2 separate regions of the Homo sapiens genome follow, and region 2 is linked to region 1. A link is a contact called in ENCODE POLR2A ChIA-PET data. All regions are on one chromosome and are shown on one strand. The core of a region is the stretch at or near the end of the contact, and the rest is flanking DNA. Distances in the headings are between cores, read along the strand shown. Region 1 has its middle 200 kb from the start of LINC00392. Region 2 has its middle 97 kb from the start of LINC00392.

What was found. ChIA-PET counts read pairs that join two places held with the same protein, here RNA polymerase II (POLR2A).
Region 2: POLR2A ChIA-PET joins it to region 1 with 17 read pairs in MCF 10A. The contact joins two enhancer-like sites. POLR2A ChIA-PET finds 5 or more read pairs at or near these places in 2 of 52 experiments (MCF 10A and activated T-cell).

Annotation. Positions count from the first base shown.
Region 1 is chr13:73,363,327-73,370,658 of GRCh38, forward strand. No RefSeq gene overlaps it. Among named protein-coding and RNA genes, the nearest start is that of LINC00392, 200 kb to the right of the region's middle. Within about 2 kb of position 5,410, at least 2 of the 41 ENCODE cell types and tissues checked have a DNase peak (open chromatin) inside an H3K27ac peak, as active enhancers do.
Region 2 is chr13:73,464,060-73,470,871 of GRCh38, forward strand. No RefSeq gene overlaps it. Among named protein-coding and RNA genes, the nearest start is that of LINC00392, 97 kb to the right of the region's middle. Within about 2 kb of position 1,657, at least 8 of the 41 ENCODE cell types and tissues checked have a DNase peak (open chromatin) inside an H3K27ac peak, as active enhancers do.

The DNA.
Region 1 (7,332 bases), core at 4,160-6,659:
TTTCTACAAATCTAAAATTATTTCAAAACAAAAAGGAAAAATAAATCTTGTTGGACCTTCCTTCAAAATTTATGTAGAATTTGGCCATTTCTTATAACCTCTGCTGAAACCACGTGGAATTATGATATTATCCTTTACTGGGATTATTGTCATAACCTCCTAATTGGTCTTCTTGCTTCTGTTCTTGCTCTCCTAAAGTCTGTTTTCAATACAGTAGCCAGAATAATTATAAGTCAAATGTAAAATTCTACCACCCTCCTCACCCCCACCAGTAGACTTAGAGTAAAGGCCAAAGTTATTCCATTGCACACAGGTCTGACACTGCCTGGTCCTTGCTTTCCCTTCTGGTCTCCCCTTGTACCACTCTCCCACTCATTCCCTAGCTCTCACCTCACTGTCCTCTTTGCTGAGTATATTAGAAATATTCCCACTGTAGAAACTGCATGCACTGGCTGTTCCTTATGCCAGGAACACTCTTCCCCCAGATACCACCTTGGCTGATGCCCTCATACTCGAATATCACATCTCAGTGAAGCTTACCTGTCCTCTCTGTTTAGAATTTCACTCCCTTACTGGGCGTGGTGGCTCACACCTGTAATCCCAACACTCTGGGAGGCTGAGGATAACTTGAAACCAGGAGTTCAAGACCAGCCTGGGCACATAGCAAGACTGTGTCTTAAAAAAAAAAGATTAGCCAGGCATGGTGATGCATGCCTGTAGTCCCAGCTACTCAAGAGACTGAGGTGGGAGGATCACTTGAACCCAAAAGTTTGAGGTTGCAGTGAGCTATGATCATGCCACTGCACTTTAGCCTGAGTGATAGAGCAAGACTCTATCTCTAAAAAATTAAAAAGAAAAAGAAAACAAATTTCACCCTCTACTGCTCACTGCTCATCTTCACCAGTACTCCCAATCCTCTTAGTTCTGCTCTACTTTAAAAAATTGTTTTCCATCACACTTTTCATTTTCTAAGAGACTGTTTATGTTAGTTACTTATCATCATCACCATCATCATCATTGTCATTATCACCAATATCACCCTCATTACTGGTCTTTTAAAACTTGAATGTAAACTCCAGGATGGCAGGGATCTTTCCCCACTTTCCTTGCTGACATATCCCAAGAGCCTAGAAAAGTTCCTGGCCTAGAGTAGGCACTCCATAAGTACTGGATGAATTGGATAAAAGGTAGACTACACAGGACTGAAAACTACCGTGTTAGGTAACGTATAGGGTGTAGTGCAACTCTATGGCTATTGACTGGGGTAATGGGAAGGAAGACTGCACCAATAGTCAATACAGAAGAACCGCTTTATAAGGAAAGATGTTTGCTGGATATTCCTGTGAAGATGTCCCATACAATAATTTGTAGCTCTGCAATTCAGGGTAAAGACCTGGGATGGAAAGAGAGATTTGGAAGTCTTCTCTTGTAATTGAGGCATGAGAAGAAAGACAGAAGGTGGGTGTCTTGTGATTTTGATATTCATATCCTCAATAGGAGCAAGCCTCTGTGGCATGAAGCTCGGGAAGGCTAGAGGTGGGTGGGAATGGAGCAGAGATCAGAACTGAAGTTGGCTGGGTGCCAGAGACACATTTTACCTGCTTCAGAATTTGCCATAAAGCAAATCCGTTTATGGTTGAGGGAGGGGGAGGGTTAGAGAAGGCAGACAAACAATTCCTTGTCATTTAAAATAAAGCAGAACAAAAGGATGGCAGGGCATAACTTCGAATGCCCTCCCCAAAACAAATCAGTCTCAATCTATGTGCAATTTTGCTATTATAACTGGGCTGGAGCTGGGGCAGGGTGGGGAACAGTAATGAGGTGCAAAGGAAGGATCATGGCTGAGGTCTTCATTTTCTAAACTCTGACAGTTGAGGGAACACTCAGTGGTGTTTCTCTTCACCTTTTAGACTATCACCTTGTCCCTTCTTTGGAGCATAAATTTGTCATTAAAGCTTTCACTTGGCACAGATCCGATTCATCAGGGAAGACAGAACTCTGTGTTTGCATGCTTCAAGGCAGAGCTTGAGTCTACTTTGGCAAGTGTTACAAGGAAAGGGAGAAAAGAAAATAAGAGCCATAAATCATCTGGAGGCCAGAATACAGGATTAAAGACACTCGATCCATTTCAGAAAGGACTTCTGCTAGCATGTGTTTACTCAGTGACCCGGTATTCTCCTTTCAGCCTTTAGTCTCTCCCACTCCATTTGAGCTAGAGAAGTGACATCTTACATTAGAGCCTGCCCTGCTGTGGGGAAAGATCTGGTTCCATGCAGACTGGTGGAAGGCTTACTCCAGGTGGGGGCTTGTTTTTAGGCAGCATCCACTTTGAGAATTTCCCGTTCATGTTTATGTGATAGTACATCTTCAGAAATAATAAACACTTGTAATGCAACCCTTGTTGGTCTGCGGTAAACAAAGGAGAATGGCGTGATTCCCATCTTGTAACTAATCTGCTCTTCACATGACTAATTTAGCTGTGCATTCACAGGCTTGGTGAGAATCCAATTGTAAGGGAACGTACACTTCATTAAATTGGGCAATTTCTAAAAACCTAAGCTTTCAGATTTGTGTTTTCTACAACTGAACTTTAATGAACTATTCTTCCTTTTTAGATAGCCTGAGAACGGTTTTACACTTCATCATGAGTCACCTGGGTAATTATTACCTGGTGATTTTGTAATAAAATGCTACCTATCAAATGTATCATGCCACTCTTTGCATTATGAAGAAAAAACAATTTCTATATGCCAAATTACACCTGAAAATCGAGGAGAAAAAAATGTTATAGTTTCTTTTTAAATGTAATAACGCTCGCTGTCAAGAAATACTATAAGGAAACCATTCAGATCGTATTCTCAGGTACGGAAAGGCGTTTTACCTTAATTCTGGTTATCAGTATCCATTTGGAAATGAGATAACTTGAAAAAGAAATCGACACTTTGGAGCCTCCTATAACCCTTTGTGTTAAAGCTGGAATTTAGTTGAAGGCAGTCCTCAAATGATGACTTGTCAGTTCATTGTTTTCAATTAGAAGGTATTTATCCAGAGAGAAGAAAGAAGGAAACTAGCATTTATTTAACTAGGGTTTCCTGTTATAATGTTTCCAGTGTAATGATGCATGCACGCAAGAACTTAGTATACTGTGAATAATTATTTGTTGAATGAATAAATAAGCAATTAGCCAATGGCAAAGTGTTCTCTTTGATTTCAGGGACAAGGGGAGCCTTTCAAGCACATTCACCTATTGTTCCTTGGAGACCAGTGACATTGATAGGGAAAATACTCATGGACCGACCCCTGGAGGCTCCTGTGCCTCAGCAGTAGGGCTGGAAAAGTGTCCTCAAGGCCGGCGAGGTGGCTCAGGCCTGTAATCTCAGCACTTTGGGAGGCCGAGGAGGGTGGATCACCTGAGGTCAGGAGTTTGAGACCAGCCTGGCCAACATGGTGAAACCTCGTCTCTACTAAAAATACAAAAATTAGTCAGGTGTGGTGGTGGGCACCTGTAATCCTAGCTACTTGGGAGGCTGAGGCACAAGAATCACTTGAACCCGGGAGGCGGAGGTTGCAGTGAGCCGAGATCACACCACTGCACTCTAGCCTGGGCGAAAGAGTAAGACTTTTTCTCAAAAAAAAAAAAGTGTCCCCCCATTTTCCTGCATGCTATTAGGGAACTAATCTCAGTTTCTCTGGGAATGGAAGGTTAAGGGTTGTAACTGGGTAATCTTTCTGAGATTCTCAACCTCCTGTCTTAGTCCATGGGTGACATCCAGGGAAACTCAACAATTCCACACTGGAAAGGAGTCTCCAGTTCCAACACTTTCCTCCCCAAAACACTCACTAATCACCTGGAAGTCTGATTTCAGAGTTAGAGAATTTGGCGTAGTTTTGAAATACTATGTGTAGCAATAATGATTTCATATCAGTTTTTCATAGCCTATGTGATCAGAATGACCTGAGTCAGAACCATTCACCAGCCGGGTAGCCTTCACATCACAGGAGTGGAGCGCTTAAGATTTTTCTCACCTTCTTTATTTGTAAAAGTCACAAAGACTAAAGTTAATCCTGTTGCAAAGCCGTGGTTCAATTCATCCATGATAGACCCTGATAGGTTTGCCTGGATTTCAGCTATGTCTAATTAAGCCACGGCAATTTGCAGTAAGAGAGAACAAGATGTGATTGATGGCGTTTACTGTGGATCTGTGGAGTAAGCAGTAAACTCTTCTTTCTAGGTGCATTTGGTTACTTCAGGTCAAAGAGATTTGCATGAGAAAGTTTTGCACCTGGCAATATAAATTGCATGCTTAATAACTGCATGTGTGGCAAAGGAAATTTTATTAAGGCCTCGGGGCAGATTGGACTTACAGACTGTACATGCTAACACCAGGAAGGGGCAAGCACAGGGGCTAGTTGCAAAGGATTACAATCTGAGTCTAGGTCTGATGTAGACTCCAATTCTGAGCAACACTTTTGATGGTTTGTACCAGGAGTCAGGGCTGGGAAATGCCTCTGAGCTAAACGAGCAGAAGCAGAAATTTGGTACTTGTCTTTATATATGTATATACATACATGTGTGTGTGCGTGTGTGTATATATATATATATGAAATTGTCAAGTTTTGTGGGAGAAGATTAAGTTTAAGAAGTCTAAGAACAGTTTGAATAAGTTACACTCTAGAACTCTGGGGAGATGAAAGGTGAGTGATTAAGGTGGTTTCGATCTACACCATAGTAAGTGTTCAGCACTCTCTTTGGCACAGATCAGTTTGCCAGAATTGTTACACCCTTCCCAGAAGCTTGGGGCTGAAAGATTAAGGACGGTACAGGTCAAAGGTTAGTTATGTTAATATATTTATTTGCGAAAATATACAAAAGCCCTGATTAACCTTGGCTTTTGAAGTCTGAGCTGTCAGTCCTTCACGTTCATGATCAGTTTTCATCTGAAAATGTTTTCAAACAGTCTAGTATCAAAACAGAATCTATGTACCTCAGGTAAAAACATGTTGAACTGCATGGTACCTGTAATACTATGTACACTGGCAGCTTCGTTTGGTAGATACCTATCATGTAAGCTACTCTTTTGCTCCTATAAATTTAGTTACTATTTTAGGAGAGAAGGTAATTTATTAAAACAGACAACAAAAAAAGACGGGGTGAAGGGAACATTCTTTATTATTTAAAAAAAAAATCCTTTTTAGAAATTAAGCTTTCAGCTCCTTAATCTGTTAGGGGAGTACTTACTCAAAAACAAAAGAAAACAAAATGAAAACAAAAACTCTAGGTTCTTTCAGTCTTAGAGGGGTTTAGCAACAAACCATTATTGTTTGCAGACTGATTTTTCTGTGAGAAGGCAAGCTGCCTTAATGACAGCTTATGCAATAACAATCCCTGATATAGTATTTACCTGGATGTAGCAACAACTGTGCTGTAAGCCAAGAAGAAGGAGGAAAAAAAGTCAGTATCTTGTGCGTGAGAAGCTTGTAGATACCCTGAGGTGACTTCATATAATTCTAAAATAGCAGGTAGCTTCTTGCATAGCTAATCAAGGTATCAGCGCCCGGAGCAAATGGAGGTGGCTGACAGCGTGCTTTGGTTTCAGATGCATTCAGCTCTTTTTGAGTGATATGAGCTTAATTCATGTTCTAGTTTCCATACGAAAAGTTTATGCATTCTGATTTGGCAAATATCCTGTCCTATAACCTGACAGCTCTGTGCTTTGATAAAGCTGTTGACCTCAATGTCTTACTTGTACTTATTCATTATATGTGGTGGGAAAGTTAGTATAGTTTAAAAAAGGGAACAGCCTTTTTTTTTATAAAGCATTTGAATTATATACCCCAACCCTCCACTTTTATTCATTGCTTAGCAAAGGAGGATACAGGTGACTCACCTGAAAAACTTGAAATATACTCTGTAGTAAAGTGGAAAGAGCTTAAAGAGAAGGAAGTCTTAAAATTAATTAAAAAAAAGACAGAGAGAAAGGAGTCATCCTGACTTTGTAAGGTGCGTGGGTCATTTCGGGAGAGAGCAGTTCCTGGGTCAGAGTGAAGGTCACAGAGTGACAGCCTCTGATAAGTTTAATTGCTAGTGTCTTGAGGTTTTCTAAAGAAAGCCTAACATTAGCAGGTAGCTTTGGTTTGTCATTGTGTCTATCCAATATCTGGGCTCTCCAACGTGGTGAAACCCCATCTCTACAAAAAATAAAATAAAATAAAATAAAAACAAGTTAGCCAGGCATGGTAGTGCACGCCTGTAGTCCCAGCTACTCAGGAGGCTGATGTGGGAGGATTGCCTGAGCCTGGAAGGTTGAGGCTGCAGTGAACCATGATCATGCCACTGTACTCCAGCCTGGGTGACAGAGTGAGACCCAATCTCAGAAAAAAAAAAAAAAATCTGGTTTCCATTTCTGAGTCCCTCTGGATTAGTGCATAGGGGAAACAGTTTTTCTTAGGGACCATTGGCCACTAGTAAGGCAATAACTAGCCCCGAGGTGGACCTGCCTTACAAAAAGGAGGGCTCTGAATCACATTTATTGCTTTGGCACACAGGAAGCTACAAGTGAAAATGCCATGTGCAAAGAGCCCATAATTTTACTCTAATAGATATTTAGCAGCTTAAATGAAATAACAAGGAATACATTCACCCAGGCGCCATCCAGGAGGATTTGGTGGGTATTTTACATTCCACTCTTTGAAAAGAAAAACATAATTTTTGATACTTTCCCAAGATATATGAATATTTCAGCATGCAAAGCAATAATACATAGCATACGTTTCAAGTTGAACCAAATTCTGTTTGGCCAAAAGGATTTATTGCTGTCACTATAATGCAAGCCAGTCAATCAAGTTGAATTTTTCTTCCAAATCAGTTGATTAGAGCTCAGTCAGGCAGCTACTTGCTTTCCTGTTTGTTCACATGCTGCTGATTTTCTTGTGCTTAGCTAAGAGGCATGGAATCAACAAATATGAATGCTATAACTTGCCACTCTGCGCGTGTTTCTCCTTAATCCCTGGACCCCAGCTCTCTCATGGATGGTTTGAATTCCTATAGTTTTTCTTTCTAGCCACTCAAAATTCAGTGGGTCTAAGTAGAGTTTATTATCCTTTTCCCTCATCCAATCTCATACTCCTTCAAGTTGCAGTCCTTAGAGCCTTCTTTGGATTTTTTTTTTTTTTTTTTTTTGAGACAGAGTCTCACTCTGTCACCCAGGCTGAAGTGCAGTGGCATGATCTTGGCTCACTGCAACCTTCACCTGCCGGGTTCAAGAAATTCTCCTGCCTCAGCCACCCCCGACCCCTGAGTAGCTGGGATTACAGGTGTGCACCACCATGACC
Region 2 (6,812 bases), core at 407-2,906, 97 kb after region 1:
TTCATTTGCATTGTTTTTATTATTGTTATTTTCTTTTTTTTTTTTCTGAATATTCTTAATCCACAGCAAACTGAATCCATAGATGTGGAACCCATGGATACAGAGGGCCAACTGCACTTTGTTTATTCAAATATTAAATGGGAAATCTATTAAAAATCAATCTTTCCTAAATTAAACTGTTTTTAATTTTTTTTTTTTTTTTTTTTTTGAGACGGAGTTTCGCTCTTGTTGCCCAGGCTGAAGTGCAGTGGCGCGCAACTTTGTCTCACTGCAACCTCCGCCTCCCCGGTTCAAGCGATTCTCCTGCCTCAGCCTTCCTGAGTAGCTGGGATTACAGGCACGTGCCACCACTCCTGGCTATTTTCATATTTTTAGTAGAGACGGGGTTTCTCCATGTTGGTCAGGCTGGTCTTGAACCCCCAACCTCAGAAGATCCACCTGCCTTGGACTCCCAAAGTGCTGGGATTACAGGTGTGAGCCACCACGCCTGGCCCCTAATTTTTTTTAAGTGCCTCCCAATGCAAAAACACATTGCCACCCATAAACTTATTTCGGAAAAAAAAAGAATAAACCTAAATAGAATCAAGCCTCAGAAAATTAGAGACCAGGAAAAAAAAAGCTGGAATTACCTTAGAGGGATTACATCACCAAAATCCAGTCTACAGGAAACTTCACAGGCCAAATCACTCAATTTCTTCAAATTGCAAAAAGCAAAAAAGGGGGAGGGGGGAAGCTGTAATTTGAGAGCCCTCAAAGACATTTATTTTTAAGTATTTTAAATAAATACTGTACTATTGTATATAAGGATGTACATTTAGGGCATAAACCATGAAGAAAAGGGAGGAAGTGATGACTGTCAACGTCTGGACTGTTTTTGCTTTTAGGGAGGAGGTAAGGGCTGTCATTGGCACAGCACACAGAGGCAGTACTACCAAAGCGTTTGGCAAAGGTCTATTGTTCCTAATTTTAAATGGGCTTAGCTAGAAAGGAACATATATTAAACATAAAAAGCACTACAGGGAGTTTATAATTTCATTGTCATTGTATCTACTGGTAGTTTCTGAACTGTCACACAACCCCAGGTTCTCTGGAGTCCTTTATGCCTACTCTAGAAGGGCATAAATCCCTTATCACACTTCAACAGCTGTCTGTACACATTTGGCCAAAAGTATCAGAGAACACCAACTCCTCAAAAAGTAGGAGTGTGGGAGAGAGAGGAAGGTTTAAGTCTAAACCTAATTTCCCGGTTCAGACAGTTGCCCGCACTAAAGGCCTCCTATTTTCTTTCAACAGAGATAGCATTTGGTTTTCCATATTTATATCCTATATACTTGTGTGTACAATGCAAGCTTTGTTATGCTGTATCTGGCCAGTGTTTTCTTCCCTTTACAACAGGCAGTAACTGTAGCTGTGCATAATGTACCTGACAGTGAAGGTGGCTGGCTATTGAAGTCTCTTGTTGGGCAACGTTTGTGCTGGCACAGCCATGGTATTTTTCTTTCTTCCTGTCCCTCCAAACTTTCTTGGTTTAATGACAGTCTTATGTTTCATTTGTTTTCTCTGATCCAACGTGTTTATGTGAGGGCAGTTCTAGGGTACATAAAAGTCAGTTTCAGGGTGGTAATTATTGACCATGGTTTTACACAGCACCTCATGTGGTAAGAAGATAAATGCATAATCACCCAGTAATAAGAAAAACTCTGACTGAAGGACCAAAGGACGTTGTCATTTTACTCCACCCTCTGTGAGTCAGCGAAATGGATTGAATTATAAACCAGAAACCAGCACTTCAATCTGATGAAACTCATCCTATAGAGGAAAGTGTCACTACATGTTGGCAGTTTGTAAAATGTGATGATCTGCCCTAATCCATTGGAACTGACATGTCCTTAATAATAGCAACATTCTTTGTAAATTAAATAGCTATTATTTTTTCAAACCTGTCAGGATATGCTTATGCAGTTGACGCACACGTGATCATAGTCATGTTCACTGTGTCTAAAAGTGAGAAAAATAGAATCCATTTTGGAATGTGTAAAATTAAGCCAGTAATCTTGGTCTCTCAAGGCATGAACCAAAACTGAGCTAAAAACCCTGGATTGATTTTCCACATATAAATAAACTGAGTCTGGATGGTGGCATATGTCCCAAGGTCATTGTGCAATGGTAATCGATGATTAATTAATCATGTAGTAAACATTCATTGAGCACCTATTCTGTCCTAGGCACAGTGCTAGGCAAGGATGCAGCAAAGAAATGACAAGAATCGTTCTTATCTGTTTCCATTTCTCCACTGCTTGTTTAACCCTTTCTAGTCAGCAACCTGGTACTCTTTTCTCTCCTGTGAGGAGAGAGACCGTCTGTGCTCCCTGTGCCTTCAAGGCTGCCCTTGCAAAGGACACTTCTTCCACAGAGAAACGAGTGACATATGGTTTATGTTGGTGGCTTAGCTAAAAGGGAACATATTTTCAGCATAGTGCTGCCACCCTTTTTAAAAAATTTCTTGTAACCTCGACGAACCTCAGGAGAAATTCTCTAGAATTGTGTTACAGTACATGAACAATTCTTTTGCAAAGTTATTTCATGACTTGAAGATTATAACAGGTAAGGATTGCAACATGAAGTCATGCAAGACAGGCTTAAAATAATTTGAAATTTTCTGACGTGTCTTACAAATAAACCACTGTGAGAGTCATCTTAAAGTCAGGCTTTATCTTGGACACATCAGCTTATAACCTGGGTAATGATGTGTCTGAAGCAGACAGGATATGGCAAACTGGGAAGCCAAAGGTTTAATCAGGGGGCTTACTATCAGCAGATCTCACTTAATGGACTGTTATCAAGGTGTTGCTGAAGATTGCAAATATTAAGCCTGAAACACCCGATGGTTGCTGTTTTGTTTATAATATTTGAATGAGAACAGCAAGTGAAGAGTATAAGTCAGAGCTACTGTACCTGTAGGCTGTGCCTCACACAAGGGCACCCAGTGGAGAAGGTAGCAGGCTGGGGCTAAAATCCCGTGTGCACCATGCTCACTGGGCCATACACCCTGAGGTGAGGCTACACTGGCCCAGAGGGGTGCCTTTTGTGTGTTTGTATAAAGGTGCTATATGGGTAGCTGTGGCACTAGCACTATTGTCTTCCCAAGACAGATTTTTGGAAACTGCTGACGTGGCTAAGATAGGGGAAGGGCTGTCTTACTGCTAGTGGAAGAACTAACTCTAGCTAGGATATATGTTCTTTCCCAGAACAAGCTGGGCACTCTCCAATGATTCCAAGTTACCAGGCATTTCTGGGGGCGGAAGAGCATTGTTGCTCCACCCACCTCCTTTTCCTGGAGAATTGTCAAGATCTAGGATTTCCCCAGAGCTGGAATAATTACTGAGTAGAGTCCAGCCCTGCTGAGAAATTGCAGAGTAAATTTCCCCTGAAGGCCATGTCTCCTGCATCCTGCCACCTGCATCTTGGTTGTAGTTTAAAAGTCTTGTCCAAGAGGATTGCTAAAATATAAATGCCCAGACTGACAGCTGCTCTCTGCACAGTGTGAAACATTAGCTTATAAGAAATCCTAGGTTTCCTGTGTTTACCATCACACACCACTTCCATGGAATTAAGTTGGGTCTCATTAATGTGTGGAATGCTCCATATCTTAATGAAATCCTCTTTTGCATGTGTGCGTGATATGACAGTGTAACAGCTCAGAAATTACCACAATGCTCCACTCTACATTTCCTAGCCCAAACACACACACACACACACACACACACACACACACACACACACCCCAACCACTATTAGGAACAGTAACATTAAGTGGAGGAAGCTATCAAGATATAAATAAGGAGGGCCAGGCATGGTGGCTCACACCTGTAATCCCAGCACTTTGGGAGGCCAAGGTGGGTGGATCATGAGGTCAAGAGATCGAGACCATCCCGGCCAACATGGTGGAACCCTGTCTCTACTAAAAATACACAAATTTGTGTGTGGTGGTGCACACCTGTAGTCCCAGCTACTCAGGAGGCTTAGGCAGGACAATCCCTTGAACCTGGGAGGTGGAGTTCCCAGTGGTTGCAGTGAGCTGAACTCACGTCACTGCACTCCAGCCTGGCAGCAGAGCAAGACTCCATCTCCGAAAAAAAAAAAAAAAAAAAAAAAAAGATATAGATAAAGAAACATACAGTGAAGACTTTTTTTTTTTTTGGAGAGAAAAAGCCCAAGCAAATGGGTTTTAAAATTCTACTTCTATCACAGCACTCCATTTAAAAGCTGAAGGCATCAAGAGTTGACATTGCTCATGGCACATCAAGGGAAAATTCAGAAAAGGAAGTATCTGTTCGCTCATTACCCAAATGTAAATTATATGTGCTCTTGAAGTATGCCCTTTATTTAATTTTAATGCATTTTAAATTTTAATATGAATTACTCTACATGAATCACCCTTTTTGTTTTCAATGCCATTAGCACACAAAAATTGAGGAAGGGATTCTATTTTCTGGTAATTCAAACTATTTTATGAGGTGTAGCACATGATATTGTGTCTTCCATAGAGAAGGAACTCAGTGTTTGTTGAAAGCAATTTCAATGTGATATGTTAGCTATGATCTAATGTGAGTGGGTAATGACTTCCCATATTCTTTTTTTTTTTTTTTTTGCAGCTAAGAAGGATTCTTCTATTCCCATTCATATTTTAAAAAGTGTTTGGTTCTTAATAAAACCAAGGCATAGTTTTTTAAAGAGTATCTTGGCATCACTCTCAGACGTATGCAATCAAAGAGATTCAAAGGCAATACTGTGAAAATGACCATATTGCCAAAAGCAATCTACAGATTCAATGCAATTCCCATCAAAATATCATCACAATTCTTCACAGAACTAGAAAAAACAATCCTAAAATTCATATGGAATCAAAAAAGAGCCCTCATAGCCAAAGCAAAACTAAGCAAAAAGAACAAATCTGGAGACATCACATTAGCCGACCTCAAACTATATGACAAGGCTGTAGTTACCAAACAGTATGGTACTGGTATAAAAAATAGGCACATAGACCAATGGAATAGAACAGAGAACCCCTAAATAAAGCCAAATACTTACAGTCAACTGACCTTCGGCAAAGCAAACAAAAACATAAAGCGGAGAAAAGACATTTATTCAACAAATGCTGCTGAGATAATTGGCAAGCCACATGTCAAAGAATGAAACTGGTTCCTCAACTCTCACCTTATACAAAAATCAACTCAAGATGGATCAAAGACTTAAATTTAAGGCCTGAAACCATAACAATTCTAGAAGATAACATCAGAAAAATTCTTCTAGATATTGGCTTAGGCAAAAAGTCTATGACCAAGAACCCAAAAGCAAATACAACAAAACAGATACATAGATGGTACCTAGTTAAACTTAAAAGCTTTTGCACAGCAAAAGGAATAATCAGCAGAGTTCACAGATAACCCACAGAGTGGGAGAAAAATATTTGCAAACTCTGCACCTGACAAGAGATTAATATCCAGAATCTACAAGGAGCTCAAACAAATTAGCAAGAAAAAACCAAATACTCCCATCAAAAGTGGGCTAAGGACATGAATAGACAATTCTCAAAAGAAGATATACAAATGGCCAGCAAACATGTGAAAAAAATGCTAAAAATCACTAGGTATCAGGGAAATACAAATTAAAACCACAATGAGCTACCACCTCCAAGAATGACCATAATTTAAAAATTAAAAAATAATAGATGTTGGCATGGTTGTGGTGAAAAGGGGACACTTTTACACTGCTGGTGGGAATGTAAACTAGTACAACCGCTATGGAAAACAGTATAAAGATTCCTTAAAGAACTGAAAGTAGAACCACCATTTGATCCAGCAATCCCACTACTGGGTATCTACCCAGAGGAAAATAAGTCATTGTATGAAAAAGACACCTGCACACACATGTTTATAGCAGCACAATTAGCAATTGCAAAAATATGGAACCAGCCTAAATGCCTATCAACCAACAAGTGGATAAAGAGAACGTGGTATATATAGACCATGGAATGCACTCAGACATAAAAAAAGAATGAAATAATGGCATTCACAGCAACGTGGATGGAGTTGGAGACCATTATTCTAAGTGAAGTAACTCAGGAATGGAAAACCAGACATTTATAAGTGAGAGCTAAGCTATGAGGATGCAAAGGTATAAGAATGATATAATGAACTGTGGAGACTCAGTGGGAAGAGTGGGAGGGGGCAAGGGATAAAACACTACATATTGAGTACAGTGTACACTGCTTGGGTAATAAGTGCACCAAAATCTCAGAAATCACCACTAAAACACTTATCCATGTAACCAAAAACCACCTGTTCCCCAAAACTATTGAATTAAAAATAAAAAATTTAAAAAAACTAAATTATTTTCCTTTTTTTTTTTTTTTTTTTTTTAAAGACAGAGTCTTGCTCTGTCCCCCAGGCTAGAGTGCAATGGTGCCATCTCAGCTCACTGTAACCTCTGCCTCCCAGGTTCAAGTGATTCTCCTGCCTCAGCCTCCTGAGTAGCTGGGATTACAGCCACACGCCACCACACCTGGCTAATTTTTTGTATTTTTAGTAGAGACAGGGTTTCACCATGTTGATCAGGCTGGTCTCGAACTCCTGACCTCATGATTTGCCCACTTCGGCCTCCCAAAGTGCTGAGATTACAGGCATGAGCCAATGTACTGGATCTAAATCATTTTTGTATCCTGTAAAGGCACTCTATCAGGTCGGACTTTTTTTCATTTGAATAAATTCAGTGATTCGAAAAACCTGTCTTTTGAAAAACCTGATGTGTGA